2 separate regions of the Homo sapiens genome follow, and region 1 is linked to region 2. Evidence: read pairs that join two places in POLR2A ChIA-PET (ENCODE). Cell type or tissue: MCF 10A. All regions are shown on one strand.

What was found. Peaks named below come from ENCODE experiments on the same cell type or tissue, not always from the same donor. Only the 100,000 strongest peaks of a DNase experiment are listed, where the experiment ranks them.
Region 1: POLR2A ChIA-PET joins it to region 2 with 7 read pairs; 3 of 35 experiments call an interaction of 5 or more read pairs at or near these places.

The regions. Positions count from the first base shown.
Region 1 is chr5:135,137,356-135,142,355 of GRCh38, forward strand. All of the region lies in intron 2 of PITX1-AS1 (PITX1 antisense RNA 1), which reads left to right. Among named protein-coding and RNA genes, the nearest start is that of EPIST, 100 kb to the left of the region's middle. In MCF 10A, no CTCF peak of the experiment used is centred here; DNase peaks (open chromatin) are centred at 996, 2,676, 3,646, 4,196 and 2 weaker places.
Region 2 is chr5:135,243,479-135,248,478 of GRCh38, forward strand. All of the region lies in intron 3 of PITX1-AS1 (PITX1 antisense RNA 1), which reads left to right. It overlaps LINC02900 (long intergenic non-protein coding RNA 2900), which reads right to left and starts at 4,699. Exons shown (of 4, transcript NR_037895.1): 1 at 4,648-4,699; 2 at 4,135-4,334. RefSeq lists an enhancer at 3,149-4,348. In MCF 10A, no CTCF peak of the experiment used is centred here; DNase peaks (open chromatin) are centred at 2,423 and 3,603.

The DNA of each region.
Region 1 (5,000 bases), 110 kb before region 2:
GTGGACATGGGTCCAAAGATGATTCAATTCTGCTTTCTACCAAGGGGTTTGTCAGAGGCCCCTGTGGAGGCTGGAGCTCCGGGCCCTGCTCTGAGGAGGCTTGACCCCAGAGAGGAAGAAGAACTGGCTGCCGTCAGGGCCTGGGGTAGCTTGGGATAGGGCAGGATGGGGTGGCAGCGTCCCTGGAGTGAAATGCAGGTTTAAGCAGCCTCAGTGGGAAATGTGACGTTATGTAGCTCATTAAACCCTACAGAAGCAGGGAGGAGAGCTGCTTCTAATTATCAGGATGAAAATTAATGGAATAAAATCTCTAGCCAGGCTGCCCAGTGGTGGAGTAGGCAGGGATTTTCCGTGGCCGGGAGATGTTTGGGGCAGTCATACTGGAAGGAAGGGAGAAAGCCCCTAACTGTTTGCAAATGAGGGGCTGGGGCTCCAGAAGGGGTCCTTGCTAATTCTCACAGCATTTCCCCCTTGACTCAGAATTAGGAGGGAATGAGCCTGAGTGGGAAGCTGGACAAGGCTTGGTTTGCAGAGACTTGAGTCAGGAGATGGCTGCTCTGGTGTCCTCGCCAGCCTCAGGGCTGGAGGGGACATTGGATTTGTCATCCTGCAGAGGTGGATGTGAGCCTTTCAGTTCCTTGAGGCTGCCAGTGAGCTTCAGACCTGGGGAAAAGCTGAGATGGAACTTGAGGGGCTTTTGAGCATTTGCCTGAAAATCTTGCCCTCAGGTGATTCAGAGAAGCTCAGGTGCTGTGTCTGTAAATGGGCAGCCCAAACTTGCCTTGATTCCTGTTTTTTCCATAGGTCCTGAGGACAGGTGGGGTACCTTGGTTGTGCAGATCATAGTGATTGTTTTACCAACCTTCTAGCATTACTACTCCTGATAAGGGTGGCACAGGCCTGGAGCTGAGAGCCGCGGGCTGAATCCTGGCCCTCTAGGTGAATCAGAGCCTGTTGCTTAAATGAAGGAGCAGGTCTGGTTCGTGTCTGCCCTCCTCCCAGCTCAGCCATGCACTGCAGGTCTCATGTTGGAAAATATTGCTCAAATGCTGCCTGGCACCATCTGGCACCATCCAGAGCTCAAGAGAGTGGATCATTTGGCCAGGCAGGAAGTCTGCTCTCAGATGATCTGACCTGGATTAGGATAGTAAATACTCAATACATGTTAATTATTGATAACAACCTAAGAGATGGATACTATATTATCTCTATCTTATTGATAAAGAAAGTCAGGCTCAGAGAGGTGAGGTGACTTGCCCAAAGACATATAGCCTAGAGGCAGTGTACTGTAACTCAGCAGTGTGACTCACTTCCAAGCCCAAGTACCGCATTCTGTTGCCTTCTTGATGGGTGAAGCAGCCATCTGAGCCTAGAGTTCCTTTTAGGACCCTCAAGCTTTCCTTGCAGCATATCTGGACTTCTCCCATCATTGTCAGGAGATGGAGAGGATAGCTTCATTTGGCCAGTGAAGAAACTAAAAGGCTGAGTGGCTTGTAGGGCTCACATTGTGCATGAATTGGCACTTGTCTATAGAAAATGGTGCCAGGACAATGGGTGTATTTTGGTTGAAGTAGTTGGAGCCCTTGGATGCTAGTGGTTCATTACAGGGGCCATTTCTGAGTTCCCTTGGTCTTGGGAAACTGGTTTTCCTGTGCCTGGAACCCAAGAAGACATCTGTGGTTCCCTGGGCTAGGAGCTCCCTTGGTGGAGGCTGCCTCATGGATGGGCCACCCATGGTGTTTGGTGGCAGGGTCTCATGGGTCAATGCACACAGCCCAGGACAGAGTGAACAGTGGGATGTGCAGGGCTCGACTGGCCAAGCTGAACTGTTTTCTTGGGTTGTGTTATATTTATTTCCACTAATCTACTCCTCTTGCCTGTTTATACAACACAGAGATCTAATAACATGTATCTGAGGCCAGAGTAAATGAGGAACTTTTTGCAAAGAAGCATAAAAGGAAAGAGATCTTGGAATACCTAGCTAATCTCAGTTGCTGTCTCTGCTCTGAAGCCCTGCCTTTGAAAGCTCTATTTCTCCTCCCATCCTCTGCGAAAGCCAGATGAGACTTCTTGACATTAAGCAAATGCTGGTATACTGACTTTGGTGTGGGGTTTGTACATGTGCCTGTTGAGAGCTGGATCCTTCCCGTGGGTGGATGCTGGCATGGTGGCTCTTCCATCTAAGGATCCATCTGGAAAAGTGGCCGATTTCATCACTTACGTGCCAGGACCTCAGATGCCGAGGCAGGGGAATGCTGCAATCTAAACATTTACATTCTAAAAAATGGGAAATCATCTGCTTCGATATAAATTAGCCAGGGCCTGACGGGTTTATTACATCCTGGAATGCTTTCATGAGGCTTTCAGAGGGGTCCATGGTGCAGGCGCAGGTCTCCAGCTGGGATTGCCTGTGGCATGCTCCTGGGGGGACCCACTTGGAAAACACAGGCAGGGGGCCAACTCTTCCTCAACTTCCCATGGGCTTGTAATGGATTAGAGTGTGAAATGGGAACAAGGACATACAATGCGGGACCCTAGGACAGTGAAGCACCCTGAATGACGAGCTTCTTGAAGCTGATGGGGAGAGGTCGGTCAGGGAAGAGAGGTGGGAGGAGCCAGGTGCACAGGCCCAATCAGAGGCTGTGGATGGAAAGTGGAACAGGAGAAATATGCTCTGGGATTTCACAATAACAGGGTATGTGATATGACTCATTGAGTGGGAAGAGGGCAAAGGAGTGTAGCAAGAAATGTTGAGGAGGGAAGAGTCGTACATCCTCTGGAGGAGTTTTCAGACAAGACTTGGTGTGAGCCCCTGGGGTCAGGGGCTGGATTTGAACTCTGCTGGGTCCCCTAGAGTGGACTGAGCCACCCTCTCTGCAAAGTCCCTAGGACTGGGCCGATGTTCCAAGGAAAGCTGAGTCCTACGCTCAGGAAGTTTGAGATCTCAGTGAATAGGTAGGAAAAATACACAAACATAAACATACATGCCTAACTGTAACAAGTTGTGAACTCATTTATTTTCCCTCCCTTTGTCGTATCTTATATGCACTCACATTTTTCTGTAGGTTTACACAGATATATGTAGAACAGATGCTGAATAACTGATTTTGGAGGAATTTGATTTGATGCTAATGATGAGTGATCTGGGATATCAGCTATTTTTCACTTGTTTGGAGCAAGAACCCTGCTTTGCACAAGGGGTATTATTTTGGTTGATTTTATTCAGAGCAGTGGTTTTCAAACTAGCATGCCTTAGAACCACCTGCAGGGCCTGTTAAAGAAGATCACTGGCCCCCACCCACCCTTGGAGTTTCTGCTTCATTAGGTCTCGGGTGGGTCCTGAAAATTTGCATTTCTAACAAGTCCCAGGTGACTCTGTGTTCCAGGGATCGCACTTGGAGGACAACTGATCAAGAAAGAGAGAAGTGCATGGGCTTTGGTGGGAATCCTTTACACAACTTTGCTGGGTCTGAGAACTTGTGATTCATGCCTTTCAGAGGATGAAAGAGGATTCACGATATCCACGGAACCACTTCCTTGTTTTGAGAAGGAAGCTGGTGCCTCCTATAATATGGGCAGAGCCGGCTTGCTGCCACATGAAGCAGTGCCTGGCTTTGTGGATTTGCAGATTCATTCAGCAGGCATCTGCCAGCATCCACTCTGGGTCCAGCCCTGGGTATGACGTGTCTTCAGCATTGGGGAAGACGCTCAGGCGGAATGGTTCCAGCATCAGTGACTCTAACAAGGGTGGGGGTAGGGTACTTCCTTGTGCCCAGCTGGGCTGCCTGCTGTGGGGGTATGGGGCAGAGACATGACACAGTACTTGGCGTGGGGATGCTGGCTGTCCTCTGTGCCCTCCCCACCTGCTGATCCCTGGCTCCACCTTGGTCTCCAGGAACAGCTCTGTACCCCTCTGGGAAGTCAGATGTTTCCCTTAAAGCTTGTGGGTCCCAGCAGACTCCCCACCCTGAATGTCTTGGCTATCAGACCTCAATCTGTCCCCTACAAACAAGTCCTCCTGCCCTCTGACCTCTGCTCTTGACAACAAACCATGTGTCACAGCATCTGTTTTGCATACATTTGCCACCATTTTCACTGAAGAGTAAACACAGAGCTGGACTTTGGGGACTTGTGGGCGGTTCTTCCTTGAAAATAGGCCAAGCCCAGAGCTTAGAATAGGACAAGGAGGGGCCTACTTGGAGGATCACTGAAGGGGTGCCAGAAGGTGAGTCAGGCCACCTGGGTTCCTGTTACATGATTCAGGCAGGCCCCTCCTTCTCTCTGGCCTCAGTTTCCTCCTCTGTCACATGAGGTGTGATGATGCCTGTCCTGCCCCTTTCCTGTCACGATGGGGAGGCTCCAGTGGGACATGCCCTCAATTTCTCCCAAATGTGCGTGAATTGTTGAGGGCACCTGGGATGCTGAGGGTGTCAGGCGAGCAGGTGGCTCTGAGGTTTGGGGGTGAGGGTGTGGAAGCCTCAGGGAGAGGCAGGGACTAGCTCTGAAGTTTAACATGGCTCTGAGAGATACACTGAGCACCTAGGTTGAAACCTGCAAACTCAGTAAGCCTAGACGGCAGGCCACATTTCTTGACCTCTCTGAGCATCAGCCTCGCCCGGAAAAAGATAAACAATAGTGCCTAGGTCTTGGGGTGACGTCATGTTTACCGGGCACTCGCTATGAGCCAGGCCCTGTATTTGGAGTTCAGTTAGGGGTGAGGATGACGACAGGGCTTATTGGGTGGCTTCAGGTATCAGCTGCAGGAGGCAGGTGGTGCCTTTAGATGAGAGACCTGAACTTCGGCACTCCCAATCATGCCATGCTTCCTACTCAGTCCTGGCTGGCCCCGTGGCTAGTGGGTAGAAGTCAGTAAAAACCCACTGAATGTTTATTAGGCTAAGACTGTGAGGAGGAAAGTTAGGCTCCTCTGGTGCCCTAGTAGTTTTTGATTTTTGTCAAAGGAGTACATATTCATAGCCCAGCAGCAATAAGTTTCTCAT
Region 2 (5,000 bases):
AACAGCCTGACTTCGGGTCTTGCACTACCACTCACATGACCCTGAAGCTCAGAGAGATCAAGTGACTTGCTCGGTTTTCTGTATACATGGGCATGCCTTCCCTTCCCTTCTAGTCACATCCTGCATCACAGGCGGTGGATGAGCCTGTCAGTGGTAATGATGGATCCTGTGATCAGTCCTCTCCTCTTGCCAGCCGGGCCAGAGGGAACACCCCATGGGCCGTGGGTGCTGACCAGCTCCTGTCTGCACACTGGGGCTGTAATGATTTCAAGACCATCCCCCTCACCTCAGGTTTGGGGAATTTGGAGCAGAAGGGATGTAGAGAGCACTGCCTTGCCGTGGCAGTCCCAGGGGTCCGCCCCAGCCTTCTGATCACTAGCAGGCCTCAGGACTAGCCAGGCTGTGGAGCTCGGCCTGACCCTGACCTTGGGCCCTGAACTCCACTGGTGCCCCGCTTGTCATGCACAGCCCCGTCAGAGCCGGCTCCCTGGGCTGAGGGGCTGCCCTGTGCTCCTCTGAGTCCCCGGCCGAGCGCACCGAATTATGTAATGCTGCTGAGCCAACATTTACGCGTCTCAGCCAATTTGCTGGCCTAGAGTTACACTGTGCAGATGCTCTGCCTTACGGCTTGCTTTTGTCTCGGAGGCCGTAAGCAGATAGCATAACCCTGCTTACCATTAGACATTTCGCAAATCATCTAGGCTCGAGCGTGCTGCAGCCAGACAGTTCATTTATGCTGCAAAGGGTATGATTTGTAAAGTAATAAATTTCCCATCTTTCTGCCAGCAATAAAGTACAGCAAGCCGGCGAGGCCAAAGCCCTCCAAAAATATACTGGCTCCCAGCGAGACCTGGAAGAGAGCTCTTTCTGGTTCTGCTTCTCTCTGTTCCTGAATTCGTTGAATTCTGGGAAGTCAGGTTTGGGCCATAAATCCCCCTACCATCTGGGTGACCCTGAGACCCAGCACAGATGTGTTACTAGCATGGGTAATTGACCGCTACCATGACACAGTTGTCACTTCCGGGTCCCTCTTGGTTCTGGCATTAGAAGAAGGCCTTGCTGGACCTCATTCAGACTGGGATGGAAAGTTGTTGACTGTGTCACCCCTATTTGTGGCTATGTGTCTGTGCTTGGGACCCAGGCAAGGCTCTTTCTCCTGTGAAGTTAGTGGCCTACAGTGATGGGTGTGTGTGTGCTGGTAGGAGCTCCTCTCAGTCTCCCGTGATGGCCCGCAAGGGCAAGTGTTTGGTCAGCCCCAAAGGGTTCTCTGTTGTGAAGGTGGCTGCTCTGAGCAGAAGGTCAGGGACAGGCTCAGAATTAGCCTTAGGAGTCTGGGTCCCAATTTCCTTGTTGGAGGAGGCTCAGTGGGTGGCGGGCACTTGCCACCAGCAGATGCTTCCTTAGAAGCAGGAGTTGTCAAGGAGCCCCTGGAGTTTCAGCCCAAAGTGGCAGCTGTGGTCTGGGACCCTGATGGGCAAACAGGTGGCTTGGAGTCCCCAGTTTTGGCCAGACCCTTTCTTCTTGCCCCCTTCTTCTGTTTAGAGGGGCCGGGCTGTGTCTCTGACCTCTGTTGCAGATGATGGTGAGGCCTCACGCAGCTCCCACTCTCTGCTTGTGGGAGCTATCACTGTTTCCTCTGAGGGAAAGATGGGCCTGAAAATGGCAAAAAGTCTCACATTTAGCTCTGATGGTTTCCTCTCGCCCTCACCTTCTCAATCTTCATATGTTCTCTCTTTTTTTCCTCTTCATTCTTCTTTTCCACATCTGCCTCCACTTGTTCCACCTTTGATATTTGCTAAAATTTTGTTCCATTTAAAAATTATATAATGTTTGGGGACTAGATAAAAGTAGGAAAATGAAGTTACAGTGAAATGGCTCAAACACAGTCACTGTGTCTGTTGTGTTCTATTGTTTCTAGGCTGAGGGTTTCCAACTGGGCTGTGGAGGCCCCAGAAAGGGACGTCCCCCTTCACTTAGGGCAGCCCTGCTATCACCTGTGGACACAGGGCCTCTTCTAGAGTTCTTTGTCCTAAGTGGGGTGGGTAGATAGAGTCTCCTCCCTACTGTCGTGAGGAGAGTCTGCTTTTTATAAAGTTGCTCCCAGCATCAGAGGCCAGCCCCAGTGGTGGGAAGGAAGGATGGCAAAGCCCCAGGAATGTCCCTGCCCTGACTTAGCTCCCACAGCCTCTTCGATTCTGCTGTCTACACCCCAGCTTCTCCACCTGACAGTCTCACCCTTCATCTCTTCCAGGTCTTGGCTCAGGCACCTCACTCAGCTCCAGCATTCGCTGCGTGTTGATCTCAGTTTTCTCAGGGGTGTGGGGGAGTTGATAGTTCCTGCCTGATAGGATTGTGAGGATTAAAGGAGATGATCTGGCATGCAGAAGGTTTCAGCAAATGTTGGCCAACAATGCAGGTTCAATGTATGCATCGGGCACAGGGCCACCTTATTGCTCAATCCGAGGGTGCCCACACATGTCAGTGTATGTGACCTTCCCTGACCCTATTGGGCAGTGCACAGCCTTTGCCCTGTATGTGGCAGCCCTGAAGGTGATGTTTCCAGTCCTGGGACTGGAAAATGAGGGTCTGGGAGAGAAGTTTGTTTTTGGAGAGGTAGGGGAGTCCGGTGTGGGGGTTAAAGTGGAAGACTCAATTCTTTTGCTCTGGGAGAGTGAGCAGGGAGGGGCAGGGTAGGGTGACTCAGGCCGCAGGGAGGAAGCTGCTTACTGCAGTCTTTAGCTCTTTGGAGAAAGATGAGGACCAGAAGCTGAAAGTGTGGTCAGGACCTGTTGGCCAAAAGACCAGAGGAGAAAGGCTGCAGAGAAAGAAAAGTTGCCATGGGTTACCAGGAAGGAAGACCTGAAACTGGTGCTGAGGCTCTAGGGAGCAGTTGTCCCAGGAAGGAAACCCTGGACCAAACTGCCCTCTCCTGCCACAGCTGCAGGGGTGCCCAGAGTTCAGGTCTGGGTGCAAAGGGGAGGGTAGGTGGGGATTGGCAGAGGATTCCCTGAACTCTGTAAGACATCACGGGTCATTCTCTCTCCAGTGAAAGGGCAAATGCTTGTTGAGCAGGTACAATGCACTAGGGACTGTGTGAGGGACTTGATGTATATTAGCTCTTTTAATCCTTAGGACAGCCCTGTGAACAGGCATTAGAATGGGGAAACTGAGACTCAGAGATGTTACATGACTTGTCCAAGTTTTTCCTAGCTAGGAAGGAAATAAAAATAGGATCCCAACTACTTCAAACACTTCCCTCTAGACTGTAAGCAACGCGGGGGCAGAGAATGGCTAGTCCTGCTCTCTGCTGGCTCCTCTAGTGTGTTTGTCAAGGTGCCTGGCATACAGCAGAACTGCGCGAGTGTGTGGTTGAGCCCAGGTCTGCGTGTTTCTGAGCCCATGCAAGGTATTTGAAAGTTCCTCTGAGCTCTTCTTTTTGCCCTGTGGCAGCCCCCTTGCCTTCCCTGGAAAGTACTGCTTGTTGGTGGGGGGAGGTCTCGGGTTGACAACACCCTACCGCCAGCTCGCTAGCCCCTTTAGGCCCCGAAGAAACTATTGAGTCATGCATTTTGCTTGGGTTTTGATGATTCGTGATTCATGCTTGTGAGGAAGGCAAGGGAGTGACTCATGCTGATTTAATAAGCTTAGGAATAGTCCTGAGAAGTGGCTGATAAAGTGCCGGCTGGCAGCCCACTCCCCCGTGGCTGCCAGCGCCAAGTGCTCAGAAATCACCAGGTTAAACAAGTCTGCAGAAAATTCAATCTTCCCGGCATGATTTTCCTTATTTGAGCTAATAGCATGAGGCGCCTTTCTCCTGGCACTGCGAAGTGCACCGGTGGCCTTGCCGTCTTCCCTGGGGGCGTGGGGGAGAAGGAGAGCAAATGCCTTACGTTTAGCGGATGCGCTAGGAACGGCTAGGACCTCCCAGGGTTTGCCTTGTGCCCATGGAACCAGCAGTTCCGCCCCAAGGGAAGCCAGCCGTGTGTCCTAGTGCCGGAATGATGGGGTAATGCCAGTGAGCCGCCCCTTCTCCACAGGGTACTGAGAACGAGGCCAGGCAGCAGCTGTCCTGGCCTCTTGGCCCTGTCAGGACTAACACACCTGGGTTGGGCCCACTGGGGTCAGGTTACTCACGGTAAGCAAGTGCAGGTGGAGAGAGGTGGCCCAGAGGAGCAGGCCAAGGTGGCAGGAGATGGGTCATTTCAAATGGCTCGCCAGCAGCCCAGGGGATCCCTGACATCTAGCAGGTATTGACATTGGGATTAACCCTGTGGGTCGATGGTTCCGTGCTGATTCCTCATGTGCCTCTGCGTCAGATTGCTCAGGCAAGAGGGCTGGAGAAAAAAATCAGAGATGCACCCAACTTGGTCAGTATCTGTGCAGCGATCCTGTTATGGTTGGCAGTCCCTTACTTTGAAGCTCTGATTCCTTTCAGAAGCTTCTGAAGTTCAAAGGAGCAGGTGGGGGTGGATAGGTCATTGAGAAAGGGCAGACCCTGTTCAAAAGTAAGATACTTCCTAAATCTGGTCTCCTTTCTGTAAGTTCTTTGGTGTCCCTCCCCATATGTGTTGAGCCCCTTGTGGCATGTTAAGCTCAGTGCTGGGACCAGCCAGGGGAACAAGGGTTCTGCCTTCATGAGTCTGAGACCTGTTTAGAGTGCAGCCTCTCCTCCCACTTTCCTCTCCTCTCCCCTCCTCCGATGCATCTATCCATCCAAAAAAATGCTATTGTGATAACACACATAAAGCATTTAGCATTATGATCAGCTTCATAATTGCTAGTTTTTATTTCATAATTAATATTATTAGGTCAGATGTGGTGGCTCACACCTGTAATACCAGCACTTTGGGAGGCCGAGGTGGGAGGATCACCTGAGGTCAGGAGTTCAAGACCAGCCTGGCCAACATAGCAAAACCCCATCTCTATTAAAAATAGAAAAATTAGCCAGGCGTGGTGGTGCACGCCTGTAATCTCAGCTACTCTAGAGGCTGGGCACGAGA